Linked DNA regions of Homo sapiens: all the other regions are linked to region 2. Evidence: read pairs that join two places in POLR2A ChIA-PET (ENCODE). Cell type or tissue: GM12878. All regions are shown on one strand. Each heading gives the region's core, and the rest is flanking DNA. Links, peaks and the distances in the headings are about the cores only.

Region 1 (5,877 bases), core at 926-4,925, 51 kb after region 2:
TTAGTCAAACACAATGAATGACTGAGATGACCCAGATGAATAAGTATTAGGGTACTCATGAAATTTGTCTTCTCAATTTTTCCTTACATTGACAATTAAAATAAGTTTTGATATTTCACTACCATGTGATGTTGGAGTTCAAAAAATTAAGTGACATTTCTATAACAAAATTCCTCCCATTTCCATCTCCTCATTATGTTTCCCAGCATTACATTGATAAAAACAAAAAATAAGAATTAAATTGATGCTCAACATTGACCCATTTTATTTATTTTTATTTTATTATTATTATTTTTTATTGAGATGGAGTCTTGCTCTGTCACCCAGGCTGGAGTGCAGTGGCACGATCTTGGCTCACTGCAACCTCTGCCTCCTGGGTTTAAGTGATTCTCATGCATCAGCCTCCTGGCTAGCTGGGACTACAGGCGCGAGCCACCATGCCCGGCTAATTTTTTGTACTTTTAGTAGAGATGGGGTTTTACCATGTTGGCCAGGCTGGTCTCAAACTCCTGACCTCAGGTGATCCGCCTGCCTTGGCCTCCCAAAGTGCGGGGATTACTGGCGTGAGCCACAGCGCCCAGCCACCTGGACTCATTTTAATAAGTATACACATCCACATATCCATAAAGTTATGGAAAGTAAAAGTGTTCAAAAGAGAGAGATTTCCAATAAAGTTGCTTTTTATTTACTTTTAGTAATTATTTGTCAAAATTTGTAATATTTGTGTTGTTTTCTAAGTCACATCCTACTAATAGTAACAATGGTATCAGAATAGCTTTTTTTAAAAAATGTTTTGACCATTGAATTAGAATTTAAATTTAAATAATGTTTTTGATGCAGAAAAGTATGGTAGGCTAATGAGTAAAATAGGCTAAAGCATAAAATATGTAAAATTAAGATAAACTTCTGTAGGGCAAGAAGCGTGGAAATATAAGTTCAAGGAGAAAATGGAATTATGCAAAATTTGTGACTATTAAAGACCAGCCTGTTCCAGTATTCTTTTAAAATGAGTAAGAATGAATTTCACTGGACATATAAGATAGTTTTATATGGCCATATTTACACAGTGTTGGAAGTTACATTCTTTGCAACTATTCACATTTTGGTGACAGTTGCTATATGCCAATCTAAAAATGTGCAAGAGGCTTTTACAAAATTCTTTTAGGGTATATACAAGTAAAAAAATTGAAGACTCCTGTTGTAGCTCACCCTGCTGCTATTTTCTGACCAAAAACCAAGGGTCAGTAATTGTGGCAAAACCTTTCTAGCTCAGTATTGGTAAATGAACCAATTCATTAATTGACATAGTTCTAGTGACTCCTTGTTTTACTGGATGTCCCTAAGGAAGCCATTCAAGAATTAAAGGTCTTGGCCAGGCATGGTGGCTCACGCCTGTAATCCCCACCACTTTGAGAGGCCGAGGTGGGTGGATCACGAGGTCAGGCGTTCGAGACCAGCCTGGCCAACATAGTAAAACTCTATCTCTATTAAAAATACAAAAAATGGCTGGGTGCGGTGGCTCATGCCTGTAATCCCAGCACTTTGGGAGGCCAAGGCGGGCAGATCACGAGGTCAGGAGATGGAGACCATCCTGGCTAACACGGTGAAACCCCGTCTCTACTGAAAATACAAAAAAATAGCTGGGCGTGGTGGCGAGTGCCTGTAGTCCCAGCTACTCGGGAGGCTGAGGCAGGAGAATGGTGTGAACCCAGGAGGCCGAGCTTGCAGTGAGCCCAGATGGCGCCACTGCACTCCAGCCTGGGTGACAGAGCAAGACTCCATCTCAAAAAAAAAAAAAAAATTTAGCTGGACTTGGTGGCACGCACCTGTAATCCCAGTTACTTGGGAGGCTGAGGCAGGAGAATTGCTTGAACCTGGGAGGTGGAGGTTGCAGTGAGCCAAGATCGCGCCACTGCACTCCAGCCTGGGTGACAGTGTGAGACTCCATCTCAAAAAAAAAAAAAAAAAAATTAAAAGTCTAAGTACTTATGACACGTCTCAAAAGAGGATAACAGCCATTACATTTTATTTATTTCTTTGTAGGCAGTTATATCTTTACTTTATTCATCGTTATTGTTCTCCTCTTTGGAGGCACTCACCAGAAGGTATTGTATGAGTGTATATGTATAACAGACAGACAGCACTACAGTATTCCCCACTTATCCATGGGGGATACGTTCTAAGACCCCCTGTTGATGCCTGAAAGCATGGATAGTACCAAATCCTACATATACCACGTTTTTTCCTATACATAGCTACCGTGATAAAGTTTAATATATAAGGCCGGGTGTAGTGGGGCACGCCTATAACCCCAGCACTTTGGGAGGCCGAGGCGGGTGGATCACCTGAGGTCAGGATTCGAGATCAGCCTGGCCAACATGGTGAAACCCCAACTCTACTAAAAATACAAAAATTAGCCAGGTGTGGTATAGACGCTTGTTAATCCCAGCCACTCGGGAGGCTGAGGCAGGAGAATCGTGTGAACCCAGGAGGCAAAGGTTGCAGTGAGCTGAGATTGCACCACTGCATTCCAGCCTGGGCGACAGAGTGAGACCCCATCTCAAAATTTAAAAAAGTTTAATGTATAAATTAGGCATAGTAAGAGATTAACAATAATAACTAATAATAAACTAGAACTTCATTGCAATATACCATAATAAAGGTTATGTGAATGTGGAGTCTCTCTCTCTCTCTCTCTCTCTCTCTCTCTCAAAATATCTTATTGTACTGTGCTCACCTATATTTGGACCATTGTTGACCATGGGTAACTGAAACTACAGAAAGTGAAACTGGGCAAAGGGCAACTACTCTATTTGGATCTGTAAATGTGTAGCTTTCACCAAGTTTGGAAGTTTTTGGTCATGATTTCTTCTTTTGTTTTGTTTATTTATTATTTTTATTTTTATTTAAAGCACAAAAGCATAATGTTTTGTTTTTTTGAAACAGGGTCTCACTCTGTCACTCAGGCTGGAAGGCAGTGACACAATCTTGGCTCGCTACAGCCTCGACCTCCTGGGCTCAAGTGATCCTCCTGTCTCAGCTTCCCAAGTAGCTGGGACTATAGGCTCAGGCCACCACACTCAGCTAATTTTTAAGTTTTTTGTAGAGGCGGGGTCTACCTATGTTGCCCAGGCTGGTCGTGAACTCCTGGGCTCAAGCGATCTCCCTACCCCAGCCTCTGAAAGTGCTGGGATTACAGGTGTGAGCGACCGCGCCCAGCCTGAGCAGTGGTTTATATCTACTTCAGTTTGCAAAGCCTTTGGGACCGTCCCACACATACACAGTTCAGGGACTTGTGCTGGTTCATACACAGAGCCAGGGCATCCCCTTCTTTAGCTCTCGTCTCTCTGGGATTCTCGCCACACACCTCTACCCCAAGATCCCTTTTTCCTGTTCTTCTGGAAAGACTAGATTTCTTTTAAAGTTTAAGGTGCTTATGCTGCTGTAGAGTTCTCCAAGACTTGGGGCCATCCTCAGGACAGAGTAGCGAGAGGAATAAAATACCAGGAATTCTCCCCATACTCTGTGGACCACAAGGTCCCCTGTTCCCCTACTTTTCTGTCAGTAAGCCCAGATTTCTTTTTTTTTTTTTTTGAGGCAGTCTCACTCTGTCGCCCAGGCTGGAGTGCAAGGGTGCAATCTCGGCTCACTGCAACCTCCGCCTCCTGGATTCAAGCAATTCTCCTGCCTCAGCCTCCTGCATAGCTGGGATTACAGGCCCATGCCACCACGCCTGGCTAATTTTTGTATTTTTAGTAGAGACAAGGTTTCACCATATTGGTCAGGTTGGTCTGGAACTCCTGACTTCATGATGTGCCTGCCTCGGCCTCCCAAAGTGCTGGGATTACAGGTGTGAGCAACCTCGCCCTGCCCAGGTTTCTTTAGAAAAAAAGTTTCAGGTGCCTGTGCTGCTGCTTACTGTTCTGCCACACAGTTCTGTGACTACGGCCACGCTTGGGAGAGAAAAATGCAAACAAAACCCAAAACCTGGGCTTGCCTCACACTCTTCTATTAGCCAGGGCCCCCTTTCCAGTTCCTCTGGCCAAAAAGAGGAGCTTCTGTTGGAGTGTTTGCTACCTGCACCCCCACCCAATTCTGATTTAAGGTCGACCCTGAAGAAAAAAATGAGAAAAAAACCAGCATTTTACTCCCAAATGGGTTCCCTTTTCAATTTTGATTCTTCTCAATTCATGTACTATTGTTTTGTCTTTTGGAATCAGATAGTTGCCTTTTGTATTTTGAACACAGTTTGGAGAGAGGCTGAAGTGGGCTTCTTCCTTCTTGAGTGTCCCTGGTAGCCCCTTCCTCTTTTTGAAGCTTTCTCTTGTTTCCTTTTTCTCCTCTGTTTCTTCCACACCATTCTTTTCTTTCCACTTTACCCACTTTCTCTGTTTCCCCTTTTACTTTGGGCTCCCAGGTTCAAAGAGCAAAAAAAGGAAGAACCTGTAGTTTTTTAGTGGTCAACAGCATGAGTTGAAACCCCTGATTGATTGTGTTGAAGTAATAAATTGAAGCTGGGTGTGGTGGCTCATGTCTGTAATCCCAGCACTTCGGGAGACCGAGTCAGGAGGACCGCTTGAGCCCAGGAGCTCAAGGTTGCAGTGAGCTATGATTGTGCCACTGCACTCCAGCCTGGGCAGCTGAGTGAGAACCTGTCTTGAAAAAAAAAAAAAATGGCCAGGCGCATTGCCTCACGCCTGTAATCCCAGCACTTTTGGAGGCCAAGGCAGGTGGATCACTTGAGGTCAGGAGTTCAAGACCAACCTGGCCAACATGGTGAAACCCCGTCTTTACCAAAAAATATAAAAATTTAGCTGAGTGTGGTGATGCACGCCTGTAATCCCAGCAACTCAGGAGGCTGAGGCAGGAGAATCCCTTGAACCTGGGAGGTGGAGGTTGCAGTCAGCTGAGATCCTGCCACTGCACTCCAGCCTAGGTGACAGAGCAAGACTCGGTCTCAAAAAAAAAAAAAAAAAAAAAAAATCAAAGTCAAGTGTGAAAGTAGACCCAGGAAGCTAGAGACACATGAAGAAGCAAAAGGGGGCTGGAGGAATGCTTGGGCCAAACTGATCACCTGGCTATTCCATCACACTTGGATTTGTTGGTAATTTCTATTCATAAAACTGGCCCAACACTTAAGAACTGATCTTTAGGGCTTTTCTTTTTTCATTTTCTTTTAAGAGAGTTGCTGAATCTTTTATTTAATTGCATATAATTACAATGAATGCTGGTAAATTTTGAGATTACAAGGAATTTCAACAAACCTTATTACTCGTTATCTAAGTCCATTAGTATTGCTATAAAGGATACCTGAGACTCATTTACAAAGATTAGAGGTTTGTTTGGCTGACAGTTCTGCAGGCTGTACAAGAAACATCTGTTTCTGGTAAAGGCCTCAGGCTGCTTCCATTTGTGGCAAGAGTTGAAGGGAAGCTGGAATGTGCAGATTACACGGCGAGAGAAGAAGCAGGAGGAGAGGAGAGGTGCCAGGCTCATTTTTTCCTTGCCACTCTACAGCTCACAAATGGATGCCAGCCTCTTTTTAACAACCAGCTCTCCTGGGAACGAATAGAGCAAGAATTCACTCTTGTGAGAATGGCACCAAGCCATTCATGAGGGATCTGCCCTCATGACCCAAACACCTTCCACCTCCCACCTCCCATTAGGCTCTACCTGGGGATCAGATTTCAACATAAGTTTTGCAGGGGGTCAAACAAACCAGACCATAGCACTCATCATTCCAGAGAGACAAGGCATTCTTCACATTGAAATGACAGAATTTGATAAAGTAAAACATTCCTAGTCATGAGAAGTAACTGACTATATGAAATGATAGCCTCCTTTTTTTTTTTTTTTTTTTGAGACGGAGTCTCACTC
Region 2 (5,877 bases), core at 567-4,566:
GTGCAGTGGTGCGATCTCGGCTCGCTGCAAGCTCCACCTCCTGGGTTCAAGCAATTCTCCTGCCTCATCCTCCCAAGTAGCTGGGACTATAGGTGCATGCCACTGCGCCCAGCTAATTTTTGTATTTTTAGTGGAGACGGGGTTTCACCATGTTGGCCAGGCTGGGTCTCGAACTCCTGACCTCGTGATCTGTCTGCCTGGGCCTCCCAAAGTGCTGGGATTACAGGCGTGAGCCACCGCGCTCGGCCCAATTTTGTCTTTATTATAATCTTTGTCCACAAAGTTTATATCTTAACCCTAAGTAGTGAATAATGTTGGGAATTACATGCATTACAGTAAATTGATAGGAAAAATATTTGGGACAACCAGGCTACTAGTTTATAAGGAATCACTAGTCTTCCGTGTTTTCCTTGATGCAACTCATTTTCTGGTTCTATTGTTATCCCCTTACCGTGCATCCACCTCCCTCAAAATGAACAAAATCTCCCAAGGTGGGGACAGGTAAGGCAAAGCATATTCAATTTCATATCTATAAGTAATAAAATGTGCCTCAATTATAGTGAGTTATTGTCTATATCATAATCCAAAGTCATGCCTTGGAGAAGAGGATGAAGGTTAAGGATTTCCAGGGCTAGCTTTTAGTTCCCAAAGAAACATTAAAGTTGTGTTTAATGCAAAAGATACCAGCAAAGCAGTTCAGAATCTCATATATCTCTTTATTCTTTTATAAAAAATTGCTGAGACAGGATCTCACTCTGTTGTCCAGGCTGGAATGCAGTGGTGTCATCATGACTCACTGCAGCTTCAAACTCCTGGGCTCAAGTGATCTGCCCACCTCAGCCTCCCTGGGACTGCAGGCACATGCCACCAAGTCCAGCTAATTTTATTTATTTAAACTTTTTCCAGAGATGGTGGTCTCACTAGGTTGTTCAGGCTATTCTCATACTGTTGATCTCAAGCAATCCTCCTGCCTCAGCCTCCCAAAGTGCTGGGATTATAGGTGTGAGCCACCTTATGTAGCCTTATTTGTCTTTATTCTTTTAGGTGTCAAAATTCAGTTTATGTCCTTCATCTTTCTCAATTATTCTTTTTTCCCTAACAAAAATCATAATTAACTGGATTTTTTTTTTTGTTTGATGGAGTCTTGCTGTGTCACCAGGCTGGAGTGCAATGGTGTGATCTCGGCTCACTGCAACCTCTGCCTCCCGGGTTCAAGCGATTCTCCTGCCTCAGCCTCCCAAGTAGCTGGGACTACAGGCGCCCACCGCCACACCCAGCTAATTTTTGTATTTTTAGTAGAGACGGGGGTTTCACCATGTTGGCCAGGATGGTCTTGATCTCTTGGCCCACCTTGGCCTCCCAAAGTGCTGGGATTACAGGTGCCCAGCCTAACTGGATTTTTTAAAAGTAACTAAAATTTGGGTCATTTTTTTTTAGTAAAAGTAAAAGGCATAACAAAAAGGGAGCCTCCCGACCTTTTGAGTCTCTTTGTGCCTCTCAGAAACAATTGTAGATAATAGTTACCTGCATGCTCTCCACACCTAATTCTCTATGCACATATGTATATGTATGTGTATATTTTTTGGACAACTTTACATATTAGGGCAACTTGTCACATTCTTTTTAATATGTGCATTATATACTCCTGTACAAATGTAGTACTATATTTGATTTAACCAGATTCCTACTGATGGATATTTAGCTCTTTTCCAAATGTTCACAATGAAAAGCAATTATTTTAACTTAACTGATCAAAGCATACTTATAAGGCACATACTAAATGCCAAGCTGTGTTCTAAGCACTTTATAAAAGTGCGCTCATTTAATCTCTAAAATAACCCATTGAGGTAGGTTTTAATATTATCATCCCTGTTATACAGATGAGAACACCGAGGATAGAGTGAAGTAACTTGTCACTGGTCACACTGCTAGTGAAAGTCAGAATCCAACCTTGTTCTGGCTCAAGACTCCATGCCAACCTTTGGTAGGCTTTGATGCCTCTCTGTTGCTGCAACTCAGTTGTCTATTCCCAAAGTAGATCAGCTGCTAGGCATAAGGAATGAAAAATGCTTTTAGTAGCCAGCATTAGCAATGCTGTGAAAAAAACTAGGAAAGAAGATTTAAAAATTGACAGAATCGATCAAGACAGCCACTCCTATTCCACCCTACCACACCCATTCCAACAACCTCTGCAAAGATTTTTAAAAGGTAGACAGACCAAATTCCCCTGCAAATGTGACAAACTTCCCTGCAAACATGAAATTGCTTCTACCAGACACATTGAGGGAGTGGAGGTGGCAGCTCAAAGAGCTCTGGTTTTTAAATTGTGCAGAAAGACAGTACAGACACGAATGCAATTTTGTACAAAGCTTCACTGGAGTCCATGATTTTAAGTTAAGGGTAAACACAATCTAATCAAAGCCTTTTAAAATAATTTGTCTCAAGAAACCTTTTTATCAGGGCTATTTTCAGTCAGAGGAGAAACAGTTTTGTTGCTGAAAAGCTCAAAAGCCAAATGCATTAAATCCTTTTTCCCAGATGCAAAGCAATTGGTTCTCTGGTGCCAATTTTTATATTTCTTAAGAACGGTGGCCGGGCGCGGTGGCTCATGCTTGTAATCCCAGCACTTTGGGAGGCCGAGGCGGGCAGACCATGAGGTCAGGAGATCGAGACCATCCTGGCTAACATGGTGAAACCCCGTCTGTACTGAAAATACAAAAAATTAGCCGGGCGTGGTGGCGGACGCCTGTAGTCCCAGCTACTCGGGAGGCTGAGACAGGAGAATGGCGTGAACCCGGGAGGCGGAGTTTGCAGTGAGCTTAGATTGCACCACTGCACTCCAGCCTGGGTGACAGAGCGAGACTCTGTCTCAAAAACAAAAACAAACAAACAAACAAAAAACAAGAATGGCATTGCATGCTGCCAGTGATAACACTGAATACTGTTTGAATCTCAATACTGGCAATACTGTTTGAATCTCGAAAGACTTGAGAACCCTGCCAATGTTTTGGGTTTTAAACTTGAGAAAGCCCACCCTCCCATTCCCAAGGGTAAATATGAAACATAACTTTCAGTTCCTCTTTGTACATTCAATGCTAATTAGCTCAGTGCTCTAATTTTATTTCTGGACTTTGGTACAGCTGAAGCTTTGCTGGTGTATTAGTAACGACATAAATGTTTGCACATTTCTGAGAGTCTGCGGATATGAATCACCTTGAGAGAAATAGCTTTGATCACAGCGTGAGAGCTACATTTCAACAATTTCTTTACTGTGTTGATGTTATTGGTGGTAAAAAGGGAATTTGAACTTTAGAATGAAAAAACTAGAAGATAAATAAAAGAGAGGGAGCTCCTGCAAAGTATATGTAACTCTTAGATCAGGCAGTCCAAAGAGAAAAAAATCAGAAAATTAATGGCTCATTTGGGAGACACAAATTAATTTGATGATATGATAAAAGAAAAAAATAACATTTTCCTAGGTTTAGAAGAATTTACAAATAAATTTTCAGAAATGTCGAAAATCTTTGAAATGTTTCTTGACATTTCATTTGACAACCCCAGAGGTCAGACCCACTGAGGGTTCAAAGGCTGTTGGCCTCCCACTTCCATCTGATGGTCCCTCATATCTGATATGTCCCTTCCCATCTAGTGTGCTCTCATTATACCACATGAGACACACACTCCAGGAGGGGATTTGAGCTCTCAATAGCCATTTTGTTCTGCTCTTGCAAGTGAAAGATGAATCTTCACATCCAAAAATTAAATATACATCATTGCTCTGTTTGGAACGACATTTCATAAGTCTACATCTACATCACAAATACAAACTAAGAGAATAATTACCAAGGCCTGGGAAGAGTGGTGGGGTGGAGATGAAGAGAGTTTGATTAATGGGTACAAACATACAGTTAGATAGAAAGAATAAGTTCCAGTGTTCGACAGCACAGTAGGATGACTATAGTTAATAATTCATTGTGTATTTCAAAATAGCTAGAAGAGAAGATGTGAAATGTTTTCAACACAAAGAAATGATAAATGTTTCAGGCAAGATATCCTGAATACTCTGATTTGATCATTACACATTGTATGCATGTATCAAAATATCACATTTACCCATAAATATGCACAATTATATATCAATGAAAATTTTTTTTTGCCTGGGGGTAGTGGTTCACACCTGTAAGCCCAGCACTTTGTAAGCCAAGGTGGGAGGATCGCTTGAGCTTAGGAGTTCGAGACCACCCTGGGCAAAATGGCAAAATCCCATCTCTACAAAAAATACGAAAATTAACCAGGCTTGGTGGCATGTGCCTGTAGTTTGAGCTAATCAAGAGGTTGATGTGGGAGGATCATGGGTCACCTGAGCCCAGGAGGTCGAGGCTGGAGTGAGCCATGGTGGCGCCACTGCAGCCAAGCCTGGGTGACAGAGCCAGACCCTGTCTTAAAAAAAAGACAAAAGAAGCATTTGTTTTTTCTTGGTTTTATATCATCTATGTAGAAAACATGTGTGAAAGACTTTGAAATGTACCAAAAGATTACTGAGTGACTTCAATGGAAAACAGTGTTCTGCTTATGGTGTGCCCTTGGGTTATCTGGTTCTATGGAGCATGTGTCTTTCATTGTCTTTGAGCTATCTTACAACTCTGCAAGTTATAGCTAAAAGATTTTGCAAACATTTTTGTCAATAGACCTGCAAATAAGTTCCACCTGGTGGAGACACAATTGATTTATCCACCCTGCAGAAATAGCCAGTTTTGCATCTATTTGCAAATTTGTTTCATGGCTTATGTATATATCTCCTCTTTTCAAATTCCCCTTGGAATCAGTTATAAAAAAATCTTATTTTTCATTGAATTGATTTCATTTTGAGGGTTCTTTTAAAATTTCCATCAGTACATCCTTGAAGTAAGCAGAAACATTTGTGTCATCATTGTAATATTTGAATATCCAGAACAGACAGAAGACCAGAAGTTTATAGGAATAGAATTTGTTAACTTCTTACAGAACCTACAGCTAATGGAAATAGAAGGGAGAGACTCAGGGAGAAGGATGAAGGTTTGTTCAGTCTAATGGTGAACCACAGCATACCCTGCCTCCACAGCAATCTCTTTACCTCTGACTTTTATAACAGAAAAAAAAAAAGACATTTCATTAAATTTTCAAACAACGTGCAGCTAGAAAAAAATAGTTAATTGTTTGGATGATAAAACTGGGCATTCAAAAATATTTTGACTGTCTGGAAACATTGAATCACATCTCAAAGAATGAATATCACTTGGCATAGATGTAAAGTCCTACCTTTATGTTTAAAAATCCAATTACATGAGTAAAAAATGGGGGAAAATATGGTTTTTTTGCTTGTTTATTTTTTGTTTTGTATTTTTGCTTTTTTTTTGTTTTGTTTTTTTTGAGACCAAGTCTTGCTCTGTCGCCAGGCTGGAGTGCAGGGACGCGATCTCGGCTCACTGCAACCTCTAACTCCTGGGTTCAAGCAATTCTCCTGCCTCAGGCTCCTGAGTAGCTGGGACTACAGGTGCGCGCCAGCACGCCCAGCTAATTTTTGTATTTTTAGTAGAGACAGGGTGGTTTCACCATGTTGGCCAGGATGGTCTCGATCTCTTGACCTCGTGATCTGCCCTCCTCAGCCTCCCAAAGTGCTGGGATTACAGGCATGAGCCACTGCGTCCGGCCGAAAATATGGCTTAATAAAATCCCATTTGATAAGATAGAGATTTTAGCTGAATGACACTCCAAATGATCTAATATAATTTGGTTGCCATAGACTTTTTTTTTTTTTTATGGAAATGGAGTATCACTCTTGCCCAGTCTTGCCCAGGCTAGTCTCGAACTCCTGAGCTCAGGCAATCCGCTCGCCTC
Region 3 (5,877 bases), core at 926-4,925, 93 kb after region 2:
TAGTTAAAACAAATTCATATACAGGTAAAGTAGCATGATTTATAACTTTGGGCCCACCTGTTGAGAGTTGGGGTTTATTACAAGGTTCCAGAATTATGCTCTTTTCTTCCAGCCCTGTCTCTGTCTAGCACTGTGCCCATAATAGCTAGTAAGTGTTTTCTAAATACATAAGTGAAAACAAGTATTTAAATGGATGAATCAAATTATTAAGGAAGAATGGAATCAATGGACAGATGAATTTACTGTGGCGGACAGCTTGAATCAAGCCAAACCTAGACCAGTAGTTAAAAAACAAATCATCAGCTAGGCGTGGTGGCTCACGCCTGTAATCCCAGCATTTTGGGAGGCCGAGGCAGGCAGATCACGAGGTCAAGAGATAGAGACCATCCTGGCCAACATGGTGAAACTTGGTTTCTACTAAAAATACAAAAATTAACTGGGTGTGGTGGCATGCTAGGACCTGTAGACCCAGCTACTCGAGAGGCTGGGGCAGGAGAATCGCTTGATTCCGGAAGGCAGAGGTTGCAGTGAGCCGAGATCGCGCCACTGCACTCCAGCCTGGCGACAGAGCAAGACTCTGTCTCAAAAAAAAAAAAAAAAAAAGTCATCATGGCCCAGGTTTTAAGTCATGAAATTAGCAAGTGAAATATTGAGAAACATAGACTATTATCAACACCTGTGAAAAGAAGGGGAAAAATACGTAGACTATTAGATTGCCATGTCTCTGTAGATTTTTGTTTCTCTCTCTCCACACACACACACACACACACACACACACACACACACACAACACGAGTCCTGATTTTATCACAGCTGTGACAGTTTATCCAGTACCCGCCTCATTCCCTTCATTCTCGTTGCTCTTTTGTAGTTGAGGAAAGTGAGCCATTGAAAGACTGGGGCTCTGAGGCAATATAAGAAAGTGAGACTAAGATACATAAGTAACCTGAAAATTCACCAATATATTGACTTATAATCACTGACAATAGAAACACCTTTAGCTCCACCTGAGACAAGATATTTATGTGAACCTTACTGTAAGTATTTTATCTTATTATTTATCTATTTGGAGACAGAGCCTTACTCCGCCACCCAGGCTGGAGTGCAGTGGCACAATCTCAGCTCACTGCAACCTCCACCTCCCAGGTTCAAGCAATTCTCCTGCCTCAGCCTCCTAAGTAGCTGAGATTACAGGCATGTGCCACCACACCCAGCTAGTTTTTGTATTTTTAGTAGAGAGGGGGTTTCACCACGTTGGCCAGGCTGGTCTTGAACTCCTGACCTCAGGTGATCCACCCATCTCGGCCTCCGAAAGTGCTTGGATTGTAGGCGTGAGCCACCACGCCTGGCCTCTATAAATATTTTAAACTGAAGGTCAGGTTAAGAAATAGAATTTCGTTTGGTTTTCCAGTTTGGATTGGGTTGTGGCATGTTGCTTCCCCCTCAATTGTTTTCAAAATGATAGCGATCGGGCAAGAAATGACTTTGGAGTCTGAAAGGGTAAGTTGGGAAATTAAACTTTTGGTGGGGACTTTACTGTGTATTTCTAATAATCAAATCTCCCTGGTTTCAAGAGTCTTTGACCGTATTTATATCATTGTAAACATCTGGATGGAAAGTGAAAAATTCAGTTGATTATCTCAATATATACAAATACAGGCAGTCCCAAACTTCTCAGTGAGATCCCCTCTCCCCAAAGCTCATTTGTAAATTATTTCTTAGAAACTTGGAAGACATTCTCCCATAGACATTTCCCATAGACCATGGGTGGTTGGGCTCCCATGGAAAGATATCGAACAGCACCGCCGCACGTGCTGTGCACAGAGGCTGCAGCTCGAAAACTATTCACTAACGGTTTGTACCATGAGATAAGTACAGAAATTATGCGTTACACTTTGAAAACTTGTATAGCAGTGCAACAGAGGAATTGTCTGCTAAATCTAGTAATTGAAATAACTTAGACTTGTACTATACTTCGTATTTCAGTTTTTTTAATTTCATTTTTCTAGTACTGCATTTTTACTTATTTTACAAAGGTATCAGTCTGTGATAGATGAGACATTATGAAGAAAAACCTTCCCTATAGGTTACTGAGCAGTACTTACATAATGCAAAATACTAAAACATTTATTTTACCATGCTTTTAGTTAAATGAGACAAGAAAACAATAACATGAAATGAAAAATAGTCATCTGTTATGAATGCTGACACCTAGGGGAATGTGAGTTTAATTAGAGAAAGTCAAAGACATAAATAGGGATTTCTATGTGTATTTTCAGCTGACTTTGGGTCTGATTCCTTTCTACTTTAGATACCAAACAAGATTTTTCTTTTTTCTTTATATGAGTATATAGTTATGCTGCTTTGGTGCTTAGCAACCATTATTGGGGTTACCTTGGAATTCACGAGTGGGACAAAAAGACAGGAAAAGAGATTTTCTGAGGATAACCGAGTAGGAATTGAAAGAAAGAAGAGTAGGGAGGTGGCATATGCACTTAAGAGAGATTTGTCTTGTTAAAAATAAATTCTGGAGGGATATTCATTGAATTACTGACGGTGGTCACCCTTGTGGGGTGGGATTATTGAGTGTTTTTACAGTTTAAACATCCATGTCTTTTGAACTTTTTACAACAAGCATGTGTTGCTGTTATCATCAGAAGAGGGGAAAAGGAATATTTGGTGCTAGAATAAAAATGCTTGGAATCAAGATACTGCCTGAAAGGCAGTTCATCTAGCAGCAAAAAACAAAGTAAAGAGAAAATGTGGGCATCAGCTGGTGTGACCAATCCTGCACAGCTTGGCTGCAGGGCACCCTAGTGGTCAGGGGTCCCAGCTGCCTGGGAATCCACGGGGAATGAGGAACCAGTGTTTAGCAAGCACCTTTCATGGTTGAGCGGTCATAGTGAGTTCTCAATGCAGGTGAGTTAATATTGGGTGGACCTGGTTCATGAATGACCAAATCTGGTTCTTAGCTTTTTAATTTAAGAGGCAGAGTCTCCCTCTGTCACCCAGGCTGGAGTGTGGTGGCATGATCATAGTTCACTGCAGCCTCAAACTCCTGGGCTCAAGAGATCCTCCCACCTCAGTCTCCCAAGTAACTGCGACCACAGGCAGCTAATTAAAAAAAAAAAAAAAAAAGTTTGTAGAGACAGGGGGATCTCACTATGTTTCCCATACTGGTATTGAACTCCTGGTCTCAAGCAGTCCTCCCACCATGGCCTCCCAAAATACTGGCATTAGAGATTTGAGCCATCGTGACTGGCCCTTAGCTAAATTTTACAGTCACTAGAGATTAACTTTCTTTTCTTGCCTTATTTTCGTTTTCCATATTAGTAAGAGAGGCAATTTTTTAAAAGGGGAAGGAAAACTAGTATTTGTGGAGGGTCTGCTAGGTATCAGGCCCTGGGCACAGCTATCAACAAACATTACTTCCTTAATCATTAGGAGAACTTTGTTTTTCTGAGACGGAGTCTTGCTCTGTCGCTCAGGCTGGAGTGCAGTGGCGTGATCTTGGCTCACTGCAACCTCCACCACCTGGGTTCAAGCAATTGTCCTGCCCCAGCCTCCGGCGTAGCTGGGATTACAGGCACTCGCCATCATGCCTGGCTAACTTTTGTATTTTTGAAGAGACTGGGTTTCACCATGTTGGCCAGGCTGGTCTTGAACTTCTGACCTCAGGTGATCCACCTGCCTTAGCCTCCCAAAGTGCTGGGATTACAGGCTTGAGCTACCACACCTGGCCAAGAGTTTTTAATGTATCTTTCGAGGTAATGAAACCATGCCTCAGAAAGGTTGGGTAAGTTGGGAATGGCTATGTGTGTAGTAAGGGGTAGAGTTGAATTCGATCCCAGGCCTATCTGAAGTTCATGCTTGTGGTTTCTCTACTACATCACACTGCTTTACAGTAATTTCAGTCCTTCATTATTAAGCAGTAATTACTGAGCTTCTGTTGTAACAAAGGCCCTTCTATATAGGCACCTACTGGCTTAGTCCTCTGGAATATATCTTCTATGTGGCGCCACAAGGCATGTATACATGCATGAAAGCTTGGATAAGAATATGACTTAAATAACACAAAATGAAAGGATAATGCCGTAATGCTTAGTGTCACAGTGGATTCTAATATAAGGAGTACCTTGTTGTCTCTGATTTTTCTGAGCGGCCTTAGTAGCCAAGTGTCCTTTATTTGTGAAAACCCAAGATTCATCAACCATGAAGGATTTGCTGGTTCTCTAAGTCAAAAGATTTGGCTTAAATATGTTGATAAAGTGCTTCAGATTCCTTAAGTGATAGAAAAACAAGTTAGAGAATTTGGAGAGGAGCCAATCTGCCAAGTGGTTTGTGGCTATACAGTGATTGAATTTGAAAATGCAGTTTATTCAGGAGAATGGTTTTGTTCAGAATATAAACTTCTAACAATATTCATGCCTGTCAGAAAAGCAAATGGATTTGAACATGCAATGGTGTTTTCTTTCTTTTCCTATTCCCATACTGTTTTAAATTCTTTCCAGTCTTTGATCTTTTAAAATATAAATTGCAATAATAAATTATTTAGAAGAGTTCAGTGTTGGGCTTTTTAAGTTACAATGATTGGTCTTACATTATAGATTTTGCAGACTTTTCTGCACATACTGTTTCTGTAACCTGCTTATTTAACTTAGACCATGTCTTCTGGGTCTCTTTCCATGTCAATGAGTTGAAGTCTACATTATCTTTTTTTTTTTTTGAGACAAAGTCACTCTGTTGCCCAGGCTGGACTGCAGGGGTGCGATCTCAGCTCACTGCAACCTCCGTTTCCCAGGTTCAAGAGATTCTCCTGCCTCAGCCTTCCGAGGACCTGGGATTACAGACACCCACCACCACGCCAGGCTAATTTTTGTATGTTTAGTAAAGACAGGGTTTCACTATGTTGGCCAGGCTGGTCTCGAACTCCTGACCTCAAGTGATCCACCCGCCTTGGGCTCCCAAAGTGTTGGGATTACAGGCGTGAGCCACAGCGCCCGGCCTACGTCATCATTTTTAATGACTGTATAGTATTTCTTCACGTGTTACACCGTAATTGATTCAAACAATCAAAATTATATGTAGATGAAGTAATGTATGTATGAGAATTTAGGGCTTGGACTAAGGTGACACAAGTGAACATTGCAGGGTGTGACCTAAAGAGAGAGCACCTCTTAAATTCCATACCATGGGCTCCTTGCTAGCTCTACCCTGGTCCTATCCCTGCAAGGATGGTTATCTAGTAGTATTTATAATCATTTAAAAAATTAGTGTCATTTGACTTGTTTTCAGTTTTGACCCTATTGTAAACCAAATTGCAGTTAAAAGCCTTGTGCAATTATTTTATTATTATTATTTTTTTTTTGAGACACAGTTTCATTCTTGTTGCCCAGGCTGGAGTGCAATGGTGCCATCTCAGCTCACTGCAACCTCCGCCTCTTGGGTTCAAGTGATTCTCGTGCCTCAGCCTCCCAGCTAGCTGGGATTACAGGTGCCCACCACCATGCTTGGCTAATTTTTTGTATTTTTTAGTAGAGGCGGGGTTTCGCCATGTTGACCAGGCTGGTCTGAAACTCCTGACCTCAGGTGATCCACCCACCTCGGCCTCCCAAAGTGTTGGGATTACAAGCATGAGCCACCATGCCCGGCCAATTATTTTATAGTTATATAATTATTTTCTCAAGGAAAATTCCTACAATTAGAAATTCCTGGCCAATGGCAAGTGGTCCCTAATATTTATTGCCAAATTATTCTCCCACATATATGTTGTACTGATTCATACTCTCACAGTGTCTTAAATGCTTTAGGCTATTTGGTGATAATTATGAACTAGGAAAATAAGAGTTTTAGGGAAATGGTGCATGATTTGAATGC

The links. ChIA-PET counts read pairs that join two places held together with the same protein. Peaks named below come from ENCODE experiments on the same cell type or tissue, not always from the same donor. Only the 100,000 strongest peaks of a DNase experiment are listed, where the experiment ranks them.
Region 1: POLR2A ChIA-PET joins it to region 2 with 5 read pairs; 8 of 35 experiments call an interaction of 5 or more read pairs at or near these places.
Region 3: POLR2A ChIA-PET joins it to region 2 with 6 read pairs; 2 of 35 experiments call an interaction of 5 or more read pairs at or near these places.

The regions. Positions count from the first base shown.
Region 1 is chr6:17,402,820-17,408,696 of GRCh38, forward strand. All of the region lies in intron 1 of CAP2 (cyclase associated actin cytoskeleton regulatory protein 2), which reads left to right. Among named protein-coding and RNA genes, the nearest start is that of CAP2, 12 kb to the left of the region's middle. In GM12878, for the core only: no CTCF peak of the experiment used is centred there; a DNase peak (open chromatin) is centred at 2,802.
Region 2 is chr6:17,351,706-17,357,582 of GRCh38, forward strand. No RefSeq gene overlaps it. Among named protein-coding and RNA genes, the nearest start is that of CAP2, 39 kb to the right of the region's middle. In GM12878, for the core only: no CTCF peak of the experiment used is centred there; a DNase peak (open chromatin) is centred at 3,065.
Region 3 is chr6:17,444,056-17,449,932 of GRCh38, forward strand. All of the region lies in intron 3 of CAP2 (cyclase associated actin cytoskeleton regulatory protein 2), which reads left to right. Among named protein-coding and RNA genes, the nearest start is that of CAP2, 53 kb to the left of the region's middle. In GM12878, for the core only: no CTCF peak of the experiment used is centred there; a DNase peak (open chromatin) is centred at 3,346.